Regions from separate parts of the Mus musculus genome. Here regions 1, 2 and 3 are each linked to region 4. The links are chromatin contacts, found by Hi-C or POLR2A ChIA-PET in ENCODE. All regions are on one chromosome and are shown on one strand. The core of a region is the stretch at or near the end of the contact, and the rest is flanking DNA. Distances in the headings are between cores, read along the strand shown.

The links. A loop is a pair of places that touch in the nucleus more often than their neighbours do. ChIA-PET counts read pairs that join two places held with the same protein, here RNA polymerase II (POLR2A).
Region 1: a loop to region 4 is called in a map of CH12.LX, with 2.1 times the contacts of the local background. The contact joins the promoter of Pnkp here to the enhancer-like site in region 4. A Hi-C loop is called at or near these places in 1 of 37 maps with a recorded cell type or tissue (CH12.LX). POLR2A ChIA-PET finds 5 or more read pairs at or near these places in 4 of 5 experiments (Patski and embryonic stem cell).
Region 2: POLR2A ChIA-PET joins it to region 4 with 17 read pairs in embryonic stem cell. The contact joins the promoter of Prr12 here to the enhancer-like site in region 4. POLR2A ChIA-PET finds 5 or more read pairs at or near these places in 3 of 5 experiments (Patski and embryonic stem cell).
Region 3: a loop to region 4 is called in a map of v-Abl transformed pro-B cells, with 2.3 times the contacts of the local background. The contact joins the promoter of Il4i1 here to the enhancer-like site in region 4. A Hi-C loop is called at or near these places in 1 of 37 maps with a recorded cell type or tissue (v-Abl transformed pro-B cells). POLR2A ChIA-PET finds 5 or more read pairs at or near these places in 3 of 5 experiments (all embryonic stem cell).

What each region holds. Positions count from the first base shown.
Region 1 is chr7:44,855,061-44,859,164 of GRCm38, reverse strand. It overlaps Pnkp (polynucleotide kinase 3'- phosphatase), which reads right to left and starts at 2,019. Exons shown (of 16, transcript NM_021549.3): 1 at 1,611-2,019; 2 at 956-1,002; 3 at 416-712. The coding sequence starts at 1,761. It overlaps Akt1s1 (AKT1 substrate 1 (proline-rich)), which reads right to left. Exons shown (of 5, transcript NM_026270.4): 5 at 3,744-4,104.
Region 2 is chr7:45,050,578-45,055,258 of GRCm38, reverse strand. Prr12 (proline rich 12) reads left to right here and starts at 1,925. Exons shown (of 14, transcript NM_175022.3): 1 at 1,925-2,463; 2 at 3,929-4,041. The coding sequence starts at 2,378. It overlaps Prrg2 (proline-rich Gla (G-carboxyglutamic acid) polypeptide 2), which reads left to right. Exons shown (of 7, transcript NM_022999.1): 6 at 612-740; 7 at 1,062-1,655. The coding sequence ends at 1,080.
Region 3 is chr7:44,834,770-44,838,847 of GRCm38, reverse strand. It overlaps Il4i1 (interleukin 4 induced 1), which reads right to left and starts at 2,560. Exons shown (of 8, transcript NM_010215.3): 1 at 2,532-2,560; 2 at 2,311-2,344; 3 at 1,982-2,217; 4 at 1,360-1,472; 5 at 658-859. The coding sequence starts at 2,323. It overlaps Il4i1b (interleukin 4 induced 1B), which reads right to left. Exons shown (of 9, transcript NM_001171024.1): 4 at 1,982-2,217; 5 at 1,360-1,472; 6 at 658-859.
Region 4 is chr7:44,951,132-44,955,732 of GRCm38, reverse strand. It overlaps Tsks (testis-specific serine kinase substrate), which reads right to left. Exons shown (of 11, transcript NM_011651.2): 5 at 3,787-3,897; 6 at 2,901-3,187; 7 at 1,792-1,986; 8 at 1,246-1,419. Among named protein-coding and RNA genes, the nearest start is that of Tsks, 10 kb to the right of the region's middle. Within about 2 kb of position 2,877, at least 1 of the 3 ENCODE cell types and tissues checked has a DNase peak (open chromatin) inside an H3K27ac peak, as active enhancers do.

The DNA of each region.
Region 1 (4,104 bases), core at 770-3,269, 96 kb after region 4:
GTTGTTGTTGTTTTTTTTTTCGAGACAGGGTTTCTCTTTATAGCCCTGGCTGTCCTGGAACTCACTTTGTAGACCAGGCTGGCCTCGAACTCAGAAATCCGCCTGCCTCTGCCTCCCGAGTGCCAGGTCATATCAATTCTTAAAAAAACAAACCTCACTGTTGGCTGAGTGGCCACAGGAAACTAGGCCGTGAATTTTCTGTGGCCTCATTTCAGAGTGATCCAAGAAAGGTCACCACTGATTACAGGGCCTGACCTGTACCCTGTACCTCAGTGGTGGCGGCACCACTGGGGTCTCAGTCTTCTCTGCACAGAACAGTTGAGGCTCAGGAACTTTGATAAGACTAGCTCAGGGCTGCACAGGAAACTTTACATTAACTGGCTAGCCTGGGTGGCAGCAGGGGTGGCGGCCTCACCTTGCCCTGGGGCTTCACCCCAGACGCTGTGAACACCAGTAACTTCTTTAAGCTCTCCCAGCCAAGAGAGGATTTCCGAACTCGCTTTTTCTGAGGCTCAGTATCCTCTCCCTCCTCCGGATCCCCAGGAGTGTCTGGTGGAGCATCTGGCTGGGATCCTGATGTGCTGAGCTCTTCCCAACGCAGGGTCAGGGGATATAGGCCATTAACCAGATAAAGGACATCCCCCAAGCTTAGAGAGCCAGACAGTCCTGGCTTCAACTCCTGGACCCCAACAGTTGACGGGTTAACACCCAGCTGCAGACAAAGGAGGAGCTAGGGTTGGCACCACCCCGCCCCACCAAATCCAATACCTTAGCTCCCAATCAATTTTTAATCTTCCCACCTATTCACTTCGTGTGGCCAGTCAGAACTTTGAAAGGTTAGTGGCTTCTAGTCTGGCACGGTGTTAAAGCGGAAAGCTGACCAGCCTTCTGAAGGGTTGTCATCTACCCGGCCCCTCTCCCAAGTCCTTGCTACCCGCTGCCAAGACACTGGTACCTGTTTCACTGCCACTGTCCGGCTTTCAGGGTCTGCAATCAGCTCCACTGAGGGTAAGGGGGTGGAGTCAGGGTTTACATCACGTACAGGGGCGTGGCCAACTACAGTCTACTACTAGGACTTAAGTAAGAGAGGCACTTTCTCCCTAGGACTTAAGTAAGAGAGGCACTTTCTCCCTTCCTTCCTCAATCCCCCAACACAGGTAGCCCAGGATAGCCTTGAACTCGCTACATACTAGCGGCTGGGCTTGAACTGATTCTCATGCCTCTACCACCCAATTCTCTGGATGACAGGGGTGTCTGCCCCCCCCCCCCCCCCCCGAGCCAGTTTATTCCTCAATAATAACAGGTACTTCGGAGTCCCTAGGATTGCTAGAGACACGGACTTGTCCAGAACAGGTATTTTTTTTATCTGTAGGGTCTGCTTTGTCCCATGAGATACATGGGGTAGACCGAGGTCTTGGGCATGGCTTGATGCATCACCGCCTGATGTAGCCTGCCCAGCGACCGTCTCTCTGTTGTCCTTCTCCCCTCCGGTGACAATCTCCCAGATCCTCTCTGTCCCTCCCATAATGCCTCGTCTTGCTTCTGGCTAGGCATAGGCTCCCCTGCTTCCTTCCAATCCCACTCTGCAGCAGTTCCATTCCCGTGCCCACCTTGGTTTCGGGAGCACTTCCGGTCCGTCACTTGGGTCAGGGGTCCCCGACCGAGGACCAGGGCTTGGCCATCCGACGGCAGGAATATAGGGGGCGGCCCACCGGTGGGGCTCTGCAGCCACAGGCGGCCCCGGGATCCAAGCTGTGACATCCTCGGATGCTGTGAAGGGGAACAGAATCACAGTGGAGCTTGCTCAGCAGCCGGCAACCCACCCGCCACCGGAAGTTCTGCTTTCCCAATGCGAGCCACACCGGAAATTCCGCCCCTTGCCCATGGGCGGGTTCGACGTTTCCCAAGCTACCACAACGGTTCCAATGCGCAGTGAGGATTGCATATAGGTAGAGTCACTTCTGAATTCATTCCAAAGCTCATCTATGCTATGGGAAAGACTGTTCGAAAATTTGGCTCCTCCCACGGCGCATGCGCAGTCCTGACTCGCTTGAGGCGCTCTGAGCCAGAGCGGATAGGGGTCACTCGCATCCATAGTCACTTGATCCCTACGCTAGAGTTACTTGTTTTTGTTTTGATTTTCTTGTATGTATGTATGTATGTATGTATGTATGTATGTATGTTTTAGTGAGACAGGTTCTCAGGATGTAGCCTTGTTAAAATTCTTTCCTAGGCATGGTGGCACATGAGTTTAATATTAATCCTAGTACTTGGGAGGCAGAGGCAGGCAGAGCCCAGCCTGGTCTACATAGTAAGATTCTGCCCCCACCGCAAAAATAAAATAAAGAGGAAGTTGCTCTCCTGGGGAAGACCTAAAAAATGCCTACCCTTCTCCAAAGGCCTGAAGTATATATAACCTGAAATATGATTCCACCACAGAGCATTCTGGGGAAGCCGACTATATTGGGCTTGCAGAGCATAGGTGGTGGTGGTTGTGTTGCTACCTGCAAAAAAACACACGGGGCAGTTTTCATCTAGCAGAAATGAAGCCTCATTTCATACTGCACAGACAGAGCCCTTCCCTTCCCTTCCCCCTCACCAGTATCCTCTAGCCCCTCCCCAAACCACAGGCAACTAGGGCAAAATTGCATATAGTTGCTTGTGAGGAACAGCTGGGTACTAAGGTCAGGGTCCCATGACCTTGCCTCCCCTTCTATGAGCGAAATCAAAAAGTCCGGCTGCAGTTATCTTTCAGCCCAGACAAGTTTTTTTTTTTTTTTTTTTTTTGGCGTGTATGTTAATCCACCATACACCCAAACTGGGCTCAAATTTCGGGATCTGTCTGTCTTCCAAATATTAGTATTAAAATAGAGCTCTACAGACAGGTTGGCAGCGCACGTCTTTCATTCTAAAACTGGGGAAGTGGAGGCAGAGGCAGGCAGATCTCAGTTTAGTGACAGCTTGGTCTTCAGAAGGGCTCCAGGACAACCAGGGCTACACAGAGAAACCCTATCTTGAAAAACACGCTCTAAAAGCTGGGGGGGGGGAGAGGAAGGAAGAAAATGCCATCACACTTGGCCATTGATGGGTTGTTTTACTTTTTGATACCAGGGGATTCACCTGCTCCTGTCTCCCAAGTGCTAGAATTAGAGGTGTGCGCCACTGCTCACGGTTTTTTTTGTTCTTTGAGGCATGGTCTCAAAAAGTCTAGACTGACGTGAACACCTGTGCCTCCTTAAACCCATCTCCCTGCTGATGGAATGACAGATGTGCGCCTTCATCATTCCTCTGCGTAGCAGCGGAAACAAACCAGCTTGTCCTTAGCATTTGAAGCGCATAGCATCACTATACACTCTTCCTTTGCTTCTATGATGCCGGTCCCTTTGCAATAAAGTGGGAAAATCGCTTCTAATTCTGGGACAAATACGCTAAAGCTCGGTATGATGGGGCAGATTGGAAATCCCAGCACAAAAACTGAAGAGAAAGGCTGGGCTACAAAGTGAAATCATCCCAAAAAGCAAAGTAACAAAAGGGAGGCAATCCATATTAATATTAATAGTGTGAAGGTGACAGTCCTCTAGCCCCTCTAGCCCCCTTTCTCATCTTTGGATGTTGGGAAATGGAGATTCCCTGGTTTGCCTTTCTACCGCTCCCACAGTTACGCCCCCAAGACTGGGTGTCGAACCCTGAACTTCATTTAATTGTCATGAACGCTTCATAGCATCACACTCACACACAACACGAACTCACTAGTCAGAGGTAAAACTTTAATCTCAGAGCGCCCCTCCCTACCCCCATCCCACTCTCCCGCACCCAAGTCTAGGGCCGGAAAGTGAGGCCCCCCTGGCCCCCCCACCTTGGGTGGGAGAGGGCCTTTTAAGGCACCTGTTAGGGTCGGGGGACAGGAAGCTGGTACTGTCCTGGGTACAGGACAAGTTTTGATGGACAGGCTGTCGTGCGGTGGAACCTATAGGGAGCGTCAGACCAGAGAGGGACCCAGACTGTCCCCTGGGGAACCGGGATACAATTGTCAGGACTCAGGCAAAGAAAACAACAAAAACAAAAACAATTGATTAACAGCCCTAGTAGTGTAAGAAATTAAAG
Region 2 (4,681 bases), core at 676-3,175, 100 kb before region 4:
TGTTCGTGTCTGTGTGGACCTCCTGAGCTTGGTCTTGTCTGTTCTTGTTGTCTGTCCTGATGTTTCTCTGTTACCCTGGGGCACCTGTTTCTGTGGATGAGAGTACACATCCAGGTTCATGTCCATGTCCATCAGGGTGTCCTTTGAGGCACTTTTCTGGGCCATCTCTCTTACACCTCTGAAGGTCTTGTAGGTTTCTTTCTTTTTTTGTGTGTTTTTGTTTTGTTTTTTTATGAGACAGGGTTTCTCTGTGTAGCCCTGGCTGTCCTGGAACTCACTCTGTAGACCAGGCTGGCCTCGAACTCAGAAATCCCCATGCCTCTGCCTCCCAAATGCTGGGATTAAAGGCGTGTGTGCCAACACCTCCCGACTGTAGGTTTCTTTTTATTCGTTTCTTTTAAAGTTTTCTTTTATGTGCCTGGTGCCGTCAAAGATCAGAAGAGGGTGTCGGCTCCTCCAGGACTGGAGTTACAGATGGTTGTGAGCAGCCATGTGGGTGCTGGAATTGGAACCTGGGTCCTCAGCAAGTTCAGCAAGTGTTTTAACCGCTGACCCCCTTGTCTCCAACTATAATGTAGGTTTTATACTAACCACACTTTTTCTGTTTCCAGGACCGGGCTCATCATCCCCTTGAGTCCTCAGACGCCTCAATCTCCACCCTTGCCCCCAGGCCTTCCCACCTATGAGCAGGCTTTAGCAGCCTCCGGGGTGCACGACGCACCTCCGCCCCCTTACTCCAGGTATGAGGCGGGGCTTCTGCCTGGGTGGTGCCAGAGGGAGGGGGGGGGAGAGGCAACGCGTGGGAGGGGCGTGTCCCCAAGGGCAGGGCTTGGTGCTTAGGAAAACCTACATAGGGCGGAGCTTGCAGGGGAGGGCGGACCCTACGCAATTGTCTATAGGGGCGTGGATCAGCCTTGCAAGAGTGCAGCTTTTGAGGAAGGTGGGGCTTGTGCCTACAGGATTGAGGATTGGCTGAGGCACCAAGGGCGGGTCGGTGTAGGCTCGGTGGAGGGGGCGGCTGGGATGTTTGACTCTGCACTCCCAACCCCCATCCCCGATAGCCTCAGAAGGCCTCACTGAAGACCTGCTTGCAGCGCGGGCTCCCTGAACTGTGCCCCTGATTCATAGCGGATTCCGGAAGTCGCCAGCTTCTTCGACGACTGGGCTTCAGTGTGTCCGTGGGGGAGTCAGGGTCGTCGGACCCGAGGTCTACCATGACACACGTGTTTCCGCCGGGCACGCATACACGCACGTCCCTGACCATCCTGTTGCCGAGTTGGTGCCCCCGGCCCTCCAGTGACCCCCCCCCACACTTCGTCTGAGCAGTGGCCCTGCCTCAGAATGGGCAGACCTTTTAGGAAACTCGGATCAGACGTGACTCGGCTGTCACTCCACTGGTGCCGCGGGGCACGTACGCGCAGGGAACCAGGCCCTTGCACACGCCTGACTTCGTGTATTTCCCCAGTCGGGCACATGGGCGGTTTGTAATCCAGTATAAAGGTGGGGGGCGCATTTGCAATGTGCTGTAAGCGGGGTGTCACGCTTGTGTTGCACCCGGGTAAATGGAGTTGATCTGAGCTGCCCTCTGCTTAAAAACCCTTTGGGAAAGGAAGGGGGGATGGAAGAAATAAAAAATTGAAACAATGAGAAAAAAATAAAAATGCAAAAGAACTGAGCCCCCTTTCTGGGCGCATTTGCGCGCGGTGGAACTGAATCTCTGTGTACAGGCGCTGTGCCCTACACCCCCAGGCTCCGCTGGTGCGCTCGCGCTCACTCGCTTACCCCCCCCCCCCGCCTCCCAGGCTCCGCTAGTGCTCGCTCGCGCTCTCTCTCTCTCTTTTTTTTTTTTTTTTACATTTGCACGGGATTGTGGGAGGAAGCGGAGCGCAGCCAGACACCCCGCCGCCCGCCCCCCTTCCCCTCCCCCCTCCCCCTGCCGCCTTGTGCAAAGATGGCTGCACCGTGAGCGCAGAGGAGGAGGAGGTGGCGGCGGCGGAGGCGAAAGAGCGAGCACCCAGCGCCCGCACCCACTCCGGGGCCGTCCGGGACGCCCCCTCCGGAGCGCGCGTCCCCTTCTCTCTTGCAAGCGCCGGGGCAAAGGCGGAGACAGCGGGGTCCCTCCTCCCCCCTTTCCCTCCTCCAGGGGGAACCCCCCCTCCTTGGCTCAGCGGCTGCACCCCTCCTTTGCCCGCCCCTCCGTCCCTGCCCCCTCCCTCCCCCGCCCGGGGCCTTCCCGGGCCTTCGGTGGCCGCAAAGAAAAAAAAAGAGAAAGGGAGGAAAAAAAGCAGCGGAGGGAGCGGCGGCGGAGGAGAGCGCGCGCGCTCCCCCTCCTTTCCCCCTCCCTCCCCCTCCCCCCAATTTCCACCGCGGCCAATTCATGGACAGGAACTACCCCAGCGCCGGCTTCGGGGACCCGCTCGGCGCCGGGGCGGGATGGAGTTACGAGAGGTCAGCGAAAGCTAGGTAAGGAGCTGAGGGGGACCTAGAGAAATGGGCCAAGAGGTGGGGGGATTCCTGCCTGGCCTGGGCCTGGGGCCCGCTCGGCAACGCGTGCATCGCCAACTCCCCCTCCGATTTTTGCAAGGGAGCGGCCTTCTTTGGGTTTGTAACAACGCCGCCGCCCCAGTTTGCAAATTGCAAACTCCGCCAAAGCCAGCTCCTGCTTGCAAAAGAGAGAAACGAAGCAGGCAAGGCGCAAAAACAAATTCGAACCGGGAAGGCCTTGGGAAGATGGGAAGGGTTGGCGAAGCAAGGCCTGGACTTGCCCCCCATCTTTGGATTCCCGGCGTGCTGACCCCTCCCCCCGGGCGCCCCTGGCTCTGCAACTGCAAAGGTGGGAGGAAAAGAGAATCAGCTCGCAGACCTGGGGGGCTGCACCCCCTCCCAGGTCCTATTGTTCCGGGGCTGCAGGAGGCCGGGCCACTCGGTCCCTCCCCCCTCCAAGAAATTCCCCGCGCAGAGTGGGCAAGGGGCCCCGCCCCCTTCTTAAACTAGAATTCTGTGTGTTTGGGGGGGTCCTGAGATTAGGGACACGCCCCCTTCTGCTCCCCACCTTGCTCAAAGCTGTGAATCCTGGTTGATGGCGCGCTGTTTGCCCTCTGGTGCAAGGCCACGGATTTGGGCCCTTTCTGGAACAGAGTCGTGTCTCTTCCCCGTTTGTGTTTGTGTGTGTGAGCGTGGGCCCTGTGCACGCGTGGCTAGCCGCGTGTTCACCCGTGAACCTGCCTCTTGTAGTTTAATCTGTGTCCTCACTCTTCACCTGCCCTTCACCCTCCTCCCCCTCCACACTTAGCTTTCCCCAGCGTGTATAAATTTTTAGAGTGGGACTTCACACTCGGGACCTTTTCTTTTGCACGGGTGAATTGAACTCCTGTTTGTACACGCATCTGGCTTCACTTAGGCCGGTGCATTTGAACCTCAGCCCCTAGGGATGCAACGAATTCGTGTCAGGACTTGTACCTGGGACTTTCCCTGTGTCCTGTCCCCTCCCCACCTTCTCCCCTTGCCATTTGGGACACAAGCTACCTCCTGCTCCTGGCCTGGCTGGATTCCTTTCCTAATTCAGGGTCCGTGTCGTTTCAGCGGGTCTTGGGTTGTCCGTGCGTCCTTGCAGTGTTGGACCTTTCGTTCTGTTGTGGCATGGGAGGACTTCAAGGGAGGACCACACCTTTCACGTTGACTATTTGCTTCCCCTGACTTTCTCCGTCCCCAGTGTGTCCTCGCATGCCCGTGTTTGCAAACGTGGGACTCTTAAGTGCTCCAGAATGACATTTTTTAACCCCCTCCCCCGCCATGGGATGACTGGATTCCCTAGTGTTATCTCTGGGTTCTTTGGAGTAACACCTCCATTCAGTTGAGAAGCCCCTCCTAGCCCCCTTCCCAGAGGATAGCTTGAGAGAATACTCTGACATCTCTCTCTTGCTCCCAGCTTGGTCTACGGCAGCTCCCGGACTTCCCACCCAGAAACCGACATCTTGCATCGCCAGGCCTATGCGGCCCCCCACCCACTACAAAGCTATGCCACCAACCACCACCCTGCAGGTATGGGCTCCCATCCTGGAGGGCTGGGGCAAGTCTGCCCTTTAAGATATCTGATTGGTTGCTGAAAGTTCCGCCCCTGCTAATTGGCCTTGCTCTGGGTCCTGGACCTCTTTTTGCCACTTCTCCTCTGATTGGTTGCCTCTGAGGCCTTATCTCACGCCGGATTTGTCAGGCCCGTCATGGCTCCGCCCCTCTGCCTCCTATTGGCTGTTACCCATCAGGGCCCCCCCCCCCAAATCCCACCTTCTCTTCCAGGCTTTTCCTTTCCCTCCAGCCCACCCCTAGTCTTTTCTTTCCCCGTGGGATTCTCTTGGCTGGTCGTCTCCTTTTTCTTTCCTATTGACTCCAGTTATTTAGCCCTCCCCCTTTTGCTTAGAGTAACCTCATCCCCCACCTTGTCCTTGCTGCCCACACCTCTGAATTTTAAATCGGTGCAGTCTGCCCAGGCTGCCCTTGTTGTCCCCTTCCCTGTTTTCTGACTCTTGCCCTTTTTTTTCCCCTTCCTCTTTTGAATTTTCTTTGGTACTTCTGAGGTGCTGGAAATCCCACCCTGAGCCTTCTATAGCCTCATAGCCTCACACCCCCCCCCCCCCCGCCCATTCCTTTCTTTCTTTATTTTAATAAGTGCGATAGGCTCTCT
Region 3 (4,078 bases), core at 1,311-3,810, 120 kb after region 4:
TCCCTTAGCTCCCCACCCCCACCCCCAGGAGGAACCACTAGAGTCCCACCTCTACTGGCCCCCAAGGACCAGCTGCCTCCGTTAACCCTTTCTTGCAGAAGGCAGTTGTAGTTCTAAAGTATAGAGAGCAGGGCTGCCTCCCCTGCTATATGCAGGCTCTCCAGCCTGGCATTTAGTGATCTTTGAGCTCCTTCCAAACATGGCCTCCAGCCTCTTTACCTAGACCTCCTTGTCATGGGTAAGGTGGAAGTCGAGGATACAGACTTAGGGGTGATGGATGAGGAAGGTTGGGTTCCAGGAGCAGAGGAGGGTATGCCTGGATCACCAGGTGGACTAAGGAGAGGGAAAGCTGGTCTGGCTCATGGGCCTGAGAGGCACTGGGGAGGTACATGGAGTTGTAGGCAGGATCATCTGGATGGAAAGATCCTTTTGGGACACGAAAAGAGGGTGATGTCTGACAGCACTGTCCGAGTCAAGCAGATGGGGACACAGAGTAGCAGTGTTGCTGGAGGGTCCTGGGAGTGAGTGCCAGGGGCTACAGTAGTGGGTGAGCTGGAGGGATGGAGAAAACACCCGCTAGCCATCAGCAGACGTGATAGTAGTAGACACAAGACTCTTGGGGGCAGGGCTGAGCTCTGCAGGAAAGCCGGTGGCCACCTTGTTGAGTGCCATCTGGTAGATGTCCTCTGGGGAATGGCCCCTTTCCCTGTTGTTCAGGTTGTAGCCCAGCTTTTCTGGCATCTTCTCCACCACATAGTTTCGCAGCTTCACATTATGCACCTCCGTCCACGTGTTCTCATCATACTGTGTGAACTGAGTCAGGTTGAGGCCCAGGGTCCTGCAGAGCTTGTGCAAGATCCTAGAAGTGGGAGGCTGCTTGAGAGAGGCCTGGCCTGGCACCATAAGAGGGCCACTGGAGATGGGCATCAGACTACTCACTGGGGACCTGAGGGCTGGCTCAGGAGTCGGGGTGGGGATAGGGGCAGAGCTCAGGCAGCTTGCAGGCTAGGGCACTGATCACCCGGGCTCTCCGGAAGGCATTACTGAGGGGTGTGAGTGGAAGTAAGGTCTAGACCCAACTTTTGACTGGGTGGGAATAGGGGTGAAACTGGAGATGAGTTGGAGGTGTAGCTTGAAGCCCAAAGTTCTATAAGCATTACCTCAAAACACAGATACTGGTGCCTGGACTGGGGATAGAGCTTGCTTCTGGTTGAGCCCAGACCAAGAATGAGGCTGGGATTGGCTGAGCCTGAATCTGGGACGGGAGTTGGCAAAATGTGGGAGTGGGTATGGAACTGGGCTCTGGCTAAACCTTGGTGTAGAGGTGGGGCTCTGCTGCCTGGGTAGGTGGGACCTCACCTGTGAGAGCTGGGCATTCGCATGGCCCCAAGCTCCCCTATCCAGCCTGTCTTCTCATCCCGGAAAGTGAAGATACGGCCCCCAATCCTGTTATCTGCCTCCAGGATGGTGACCTAAAGAAAAGCGGCCAACAGGGACCTCAGCTCCCTCACTACATTCCCACTAGCCCCTGCCTGTCTTGCCCCCAATAGTAAAGGACACCTAGAATAGAAGGGCCTTTCTTCTGGGTAGGAGGGGCTGCTCGGAAAGAAAGGTCTCAAGACTGTAGCAGGAAGACTAGCAGATGGACTGTAGAGGGACTTCCCAGCTTAAGGCAGGAAGAGGGGGATTTCCTAGTTTGTACAGAAGAGTTGGGGCTGGCCCAATCTCATTCCTAGGGTTAGGTGAGGGATACTCTCCCTTGAGGATTTCTCAGGCCCCTTACCTCCAAATCCCCATCTCAACTCTTGACAGTTACATTAAGAAGAGGAAGTAGGCCTTCCCTCCAGGACGGGTAAGTGGAGTGCAGTGGGTCAATGAAATGGGGGCTCTAGGAAAGGGTAGCTTCTCTCCGTCACACTACCCAGGACTCCCCACCAGCAGCAGGAAAGGCTCCCTGAGGACTACAGGCAGCACTTCTCACCTTGTGTCCTGCATCACTGAGCATCTTGGCTGCTACCAGCCCTGCCACGCCTGCACCAACCACTACCACCTTCTGGGGCTTCGAAGTCCGATTGAGGCCCAAGGTCACCACCTTGAGTAGCTGCTCATAATCGTGGTCCTCCATACACTTCTCAATAGGGTTCAAGCTGGAGGCTGCCTTCCAGTCCAGAGAGCCTGCCAGACCAAGGAGGGTGGCCGCCAGGACAAGACGCAGGGCTGGCAAAAGGACAGGGTCAGCACATAGGCACCAGAAGTGCAGGAGTCAGCCGTAACCCCAGCACTCCCTCCTCCTCTTGGCTGCTCACTTACCCAGCCCAGCCATGGCTCAAGTGGCAGCTGCTGTCTGAGTGAAGAAGTAGGGGGTCAATGTGGTGGGGCCAGGGATCCCCAGCCTGTCTCCCTCCTTCCTCTCTGGGCATGTATTTCCCCAGACCTAATCTTGACCATTATGGCCTGGCTCCCTCCCCTCCTGCTTTCCAGCCTTGGGTTCTGGGTTCCAGTCATTGCCACCACCCTCCATGTAGCTCTACCTTCAGCTCTCTTGGGCAGGACTGCAGAGCAGAGCCTCTGCGACTCTCCCCTTAAAAGTAGCCAGCCCCGCCCACTCACCTCCCTCGGGAATTAAAAGTGCTTTCCTGAGCTAGGGTCAGATGCTGGGGGAGGTGATGGGAATAAATATCACAGGAGGAAGTAACTCAGTCTATTTTTCTTCTTCCTGCTTCAAATAGCTTTGGGGAAGCTGGGGGTGGGGACTACCCACCCAGGTGGCAGTGTTGATGGTGGACCCTGTGCTCTAGGCTTCTTGGACTTTTGTCTTGGGTCTGCCCATCCCCTCCCCATCTCTCCAAGAATGTCTGTATGAAATGGGCACACACAAGTCTGGGGCCTTTCACATTTGAAGCCCATATAGGCCTACTCATGTCACATGGTCCAGCACAATGGCAGGAATGGAGCCAGGTCAGGGCCTGCATATAGCACCTGGCCAGGTCCAGAACCTGTTTGCTGCAGCTGCAGGAACATGGGCAGGACTGGTTGGTGATGGCTAAGTGGCCACTTGTCCTTTGTCCTTCCTGCTTTGTCTTAAGTACTGCTGGGCAGCAGACTCTAGACTGACACCTCAGAGAAATGACCCTAGAAGCCTCTGCCAAAACTGGTGAGGTGAGGCAACAGGATGCAGGGGGTTTTCCTTGGGGTTGGGGAGAAGATGGGTTAGGAGAACAGCTAGGGTGGGAAATCACAGAGAGCGCAGGCTGGGGAACTCCAGAGCCCATTAAGTAGATGGTGGTTGGTGTATATGTGTGCTCTGTGGCAAGTGCAGTCATGCAGGCTGGAGACCTCAGGTCAGGCAGAACTCTGGCACAGTACTTGGTCTCAGTCTTACAGAGGAACTGACAGTCCTGGGAGGAGGGTGGAGTGGGCAACATCTGCTTCACAGCCTGGAATTTATTTTGGCTCTTTGAGATAGTTTCTCTGTGTACCCCTTGGCTGTCCTGGTATCAGAGATCCACCTGCCTCTGCCTCCATTGTGTGGGGATTAAAGGTGTGTGCCATTACATTTCAACTTATTTATAGACAGGATTTCATTCTGTATACCAGGCTGGCCTCAAACTCCCTATGACCCCCTCCCTTCCCTGAAGACAAGAATACCAGCAGCATCTGTTGCCAGTGCTCCTCCTCAGCTTCTGGAGTTCATTCTGCACCAGTAAGACAGCCCTAAGTTGCCATGGTAAGAGTAAAGGTAGGCCTGGCATACAGGGACTACAGCTTTGAATTTTAAAAGTTTTCACTTATGTGGTTGAGTTTTGCCTTTATGAATGTTTATGTACCATGTTTATGTCTGTCTGTTGCCCAAAGAGGCCAGAGAAGGACATTGGATCTGCTGGCATGGAAGTGACCAGTGGTTGTGAGCTCCCAGGAAGGTCTTGGAAATTAAGCCCTGGTTCTCTGGAAGAACAGTCAGTGTTCCTAACCCTTGAAGCACGTCTGGCCTCAAGAGAACACTTCTGGGTCCCTGGTCAGAGATCGGAGCTACACCTGTTCCCCTAGGAAGCTCTGAGGAGCAAACAGAATGGATTCA
Region 4 (4,601 bases), core at 1,628-4,127:
CTATTTTACTTTATTTTAATCTATGCATATGAGTGTGTGGATGTGTGGCTATGTGCCTGCGGAGCCCAGTGGAATTGGATTCCCCCCGAGCTGGAGTCATAAGTTGTGAGTCACCTGATGTCAGTGCTGGGAATTGAACTCAGGACCTCTGAAAGTGTAGTGTGAGCTCTTAACCACCTGAGCCGGCTCTCCAGCCTCTTGTGTTTCTAGGATGATATTGTATTTTTGTGTATGTGTGATGGAATGCCACCTGTGTACAGACGGGTGGTGTTGGTGGCAGTTGTGAACCACCATGTGTGGGAGCTGGGAATGGACCTGTGTCCTCTGGAAGAGCAGCCAGCCCTCTTAGCCACCGAGTCATCTCTCCAGCCCTCTCCACCACATTTTTAATTATTATTGTGTGAGAGAATGTGGGCACCTAAGTGTGGAGGCTGGAGGACAACTATCAGGAATGGATTCCCTCTCCTCCCACGCTGGGATACAGAGGTTGTAAGTTTGTCCGGCTGTCAGAACACTTTTATCCACTGAGCCAACTTTCTTTTTTGGGGGGTGGGGGGGTTCGAGACAGGGTTTCTCTGTATAGCCCTGGCTGTTCTGGAACTCACTTTGTAGACCAGGCTGGCCTCGAACTCAGAAATCTGCCTGCCTCTGCCTCCCGAGTACGAGTGCTGGGACTAAAGGCGTTTGCCATCATGCCCGGCCTTCTACCTTATTTTTTAAGACAGTCTCTCTTAGCCGGTCGTGGTGGTGCATGCCTTCAATCCCAGCACTCGGAAGGCAGAGGCAGGTGGATTTCTGAGTTCAAGGCCAGCCTGGTCTACAAAGTGAGTTCCAGGACAGCCAGGGCTATACAGAGAAACCCTGTCTCAAAAAATCAAAAAACAAACAACAACAACAACAAAAAGAGTCTCTCTCTCTTTTTTTTTTTTGGACAGGAGTTCCTTGATTCAGCTAGACTGACCAGTACAAACACTTTCCTAACTGTGCCCCTGGTGTTATGTTGCAGAGAACCCAGCCTTCCCACAGTGTGCTGGAAATGCACCAAGTTTCAAATACCAGTGCATCTAATCTTTGCTCTCCACAAGAAGCCAATTCTTACCATGTGGGAAGGGTGGAAAAGTTGTTCCCACAATGCAACCGGGCTCTCATTCTGCATCCCACGGGAATCCATCTCTCACAATGACAATGTGTGATCACACATGTCCTAAATGTGATCTGCAATGTAGGCATTACCCCTCCCCATACCTGGCACAGCGCGCACAGGGGCCTTGGGCAGACCGATCCAAGTTCAAGACATGGTCAGCTCCCCTCCGGGAGTTCTGAAGTTGCCGTCCCAGCTCCTCCAGAATGGGTTTTACTGGGCCCAGTGCCTCCAGTTCACTCCTCAGTGAGGCGACAGACACTGCTGACCTCTCCACCCTGAGGCAGGAGAGCAACCAATGTGGATAACTTGCAATATTCAGTATTATCCCAGCACCGGAAAGTCCTCCTCTTAATACTATAGACCTGCACGGCCTGGCTTGGATGGGTCTGTCTAACTCCACTGGGGATAGAAGCCAGAGCTTCTGCTAGGCAAATGCCGAGCCAAGCTCCCATTCCCTACGGGTGGATCTCAAGCAGGGACTCAGCTTCAAAGCTAAGCCCTTAACCCATAGCAGGGGTTGAGCCACACTGCCAGCCTCTCACTGGGTCACTTAGCCCACTGCTCAAGCCTTTTCCCTCAAGGATCCACCCTCCGATTACTTCTTTCCCATGGAGCCCACATCCCTTCAGCACCTGCTGAGCCCTTACATAGTGCACAACTCATCTGCTCGTCCTCGCAGCTCCTGCAAGCCCCTTGCGGACTGTGCCTGTTCCCGCTGCGCCCGCTCCCACTGGCCCAGGAAGCCATCCAGACGGCCGCCAAGGCCTCCCAGCAACCTCAGGGCCTCCTGCACTGCCCCCTCCTCCTGATGCCACCGGGCTGCCAGCGAGGACACCTCCCTCCTGCGAGGATCAGAAGGGAAGAAAGGGTTGGGTATAAGAGTTGACTATGCATGCTATCGTCGACCTCGCCCCAAATAGATCACCAACATTTTTTTCTTTACTTTTTTTGTTTTGGGTTTTTTTTTTTCTTTTCTTTTCTTTCTTTCTTTCTTTCTTTTTTTTTTTTTTTTTTTTTTTTTTTTTTTTTTTTTTGAGACAGGGTTTCTCTGTGTAGCCTTGGCTGTCCTGGAACTCACTCTGTAGACCAGGCTGACCTCGAACTCAGAAATTCACCTGCCTCTGCCTCCCAAGTGGGACCCACCTGGCCTTGTTTTGGTTTTTAAGACAGGGTCTGTTGCCGGTTGGTGGTGAGTGACACCTTTAATCCTAGCACTTGGGAGGCAGAGGCAGGCAGACCTCTGTGAGTTTGAGGGCCAGCCTGATCTACAGAGTGAGTTCCAGGACAGCCAGGGCTGCACAGATAAATCCTGTCTCGAAAACAAACAAAAAAGACATTCTTGTTTATTGTAGTCCAGGTTGTGCTGGCATTCTCTTTGTAGACTAGGCTGGCATCGAACTCACAAAGATCCTTCAGCCTCTGTCTCCCAGTGCTGGTATTAAAAGAATGCACCACTTTGCGTCCCCCACCCCACCTCTTTTCCTTTTTTGAGTGTACGAAGTTAGCCCGGTACCACCTATGCTATCACCCAATCCTCATCTAGGTTCTGCTTCTGTGCTCACACGTTTAGCTCCCCTAAGCCCCGCCCACATCAAGCTCTTCCAATTCTCATCCACCACTACCCCTCAAGGATTTACTCTGTCCGGTCCACCCAACCGCAAACAAACCCCGCCCACGCAGGCTCCAAGCTCCTCCTAGCTCCCGCCCTTTGTTCCACCTACGGCCTGATCCACCAATTTCCTTCAGTCCCGCCCACCTCAGCTCCTCCAGGCCGGTGGAGACCTTCTGCAACTCCTGCTCGCTCAGCGAGGGTCCCTCCCCTGTGCGGACTGCCATGCCCCAGCCACTGGAGGACAGGCCTCGCTGCCGCGGGGGTTCCTCGGGGCTGCCAGGAGGACCCGAGCAGCCCTGAATGGGAGTGGCAGGGCTCAGACCATGTCGGGAGAGGCCAGCCTCCAGTTTTTGCTCCAACTCCTGCAACTCGGCCTCCTGTCTCCGGGGCGTCTCATCCTGCAGTTGCTGCTGGAGGTATCTTAGCTTCTCCTGAGCAAGGGAGGGCAACGAATCAAGGTGTTCGGCACCTTACCACCTGCAGCTAACTACACCCCATGGATCCCCGAGATTGCAAAGTAGTGTAGAGAGAGGATAGTTGGGAAGTACGCGTGCAGTGTAACTGAACTCCTGCTTGTCTTTAGGAGAGGAGATAACATTTACTCTAAACTCTGTAGTGGCAGGCAACCTATCACTCCCTTCTCCTGCCCTGCCTGCCTAAAATCAGCCCCTGCCTCTTAGGGACCGCGACAAGCTTTCTCGGCGTTCCGTTGGAAAGTGAGCTAGCAGCAAGTCTTCATTCTAGACTAGACCCGGCCTACCCAGTCGTTTCAGGCTACACCCTTGAATAACTAAGCTTCCTCAGGCTCCACCCTGGTCCCACCCAGCGAGCCCTTTTGGCTCCTCCCGTGGGATGGGCCCCTCCTTCCCCTGAGAGCCAACTCCTTCAGCCAGGTCCCAAACCCTCCTCAGTTCACTGAAGGCTCTGGAGCCTCTACACCCCTGTCCTTGTCCACCATAGCTCCTCCAACCTCCATCCCGAGACTCCACCCAAACTTCTCACTAGTTTGGGACCCTCCACACCCTCGTACCTCCAGCAAGGCAGAGTTCTGCTTCAGGACATTGGTTTTGATTTCAGCGTCTTCCACTGAACGGGTCACCTTGCGGCAGTTCTCCTGGGTCAGGACATCAGGGCGGGGGCCCTGCCTTCCCATTCCGGTTCTGCCCCCCACCTTCAGCCTCTTTTTTTGCATCGCACCTGCCCTATGTAGGACGCACCCACTTCCCAACCAAGCTTCCTTCCTAACCAAGCCCGTACTGCAGTACCCCTTTGACCATCCCGCTTCTCCTGTGCTCTTTTTGTTTTAAATTTAAAAATTCAATAGATTTTTTTTTTTTTTGAAAACGTCTTATGAGCCGGGAGGTGATGGTGGCGGCGGCCGCGGCGCGCATGCCTTTAATCCCAGCACTTGGGAGGCAGACGCAGGCGGATTTATGAATTTGAGACCAGCCTGGTCTCCAGAGTTAGTTCCAGGACAGCCAGGGTTATAAAGAGAAACCCTGTCTTGAAAAAAAAAATCTTATATGAATGGGTATTTTGCCTGTGTATATGAATATACATATGTATATGTGCAACAGCGCAGGCAGTGCCCATGAAGGCCAGAAGAGAGTGACATTTTTTGATAGCCACGAGAGGGTCTCATGTACCCCGGTTTCCAAGTCGTTATATAGCTGAAAAGAATCTTGTACTTCCAAGTTCTGAGATCAAAGGTGTGCTACCACACTCAAGCCTGAACCCGGGGTTTCCTGAATGCTAGGCAAAGCCCTCTGCCCACTGAGCCACATCCCAAGCCCTCCACGGTCCCCGCTTTTCTCATCACTTTCTCCCCAAGCCATTCCTTCCACA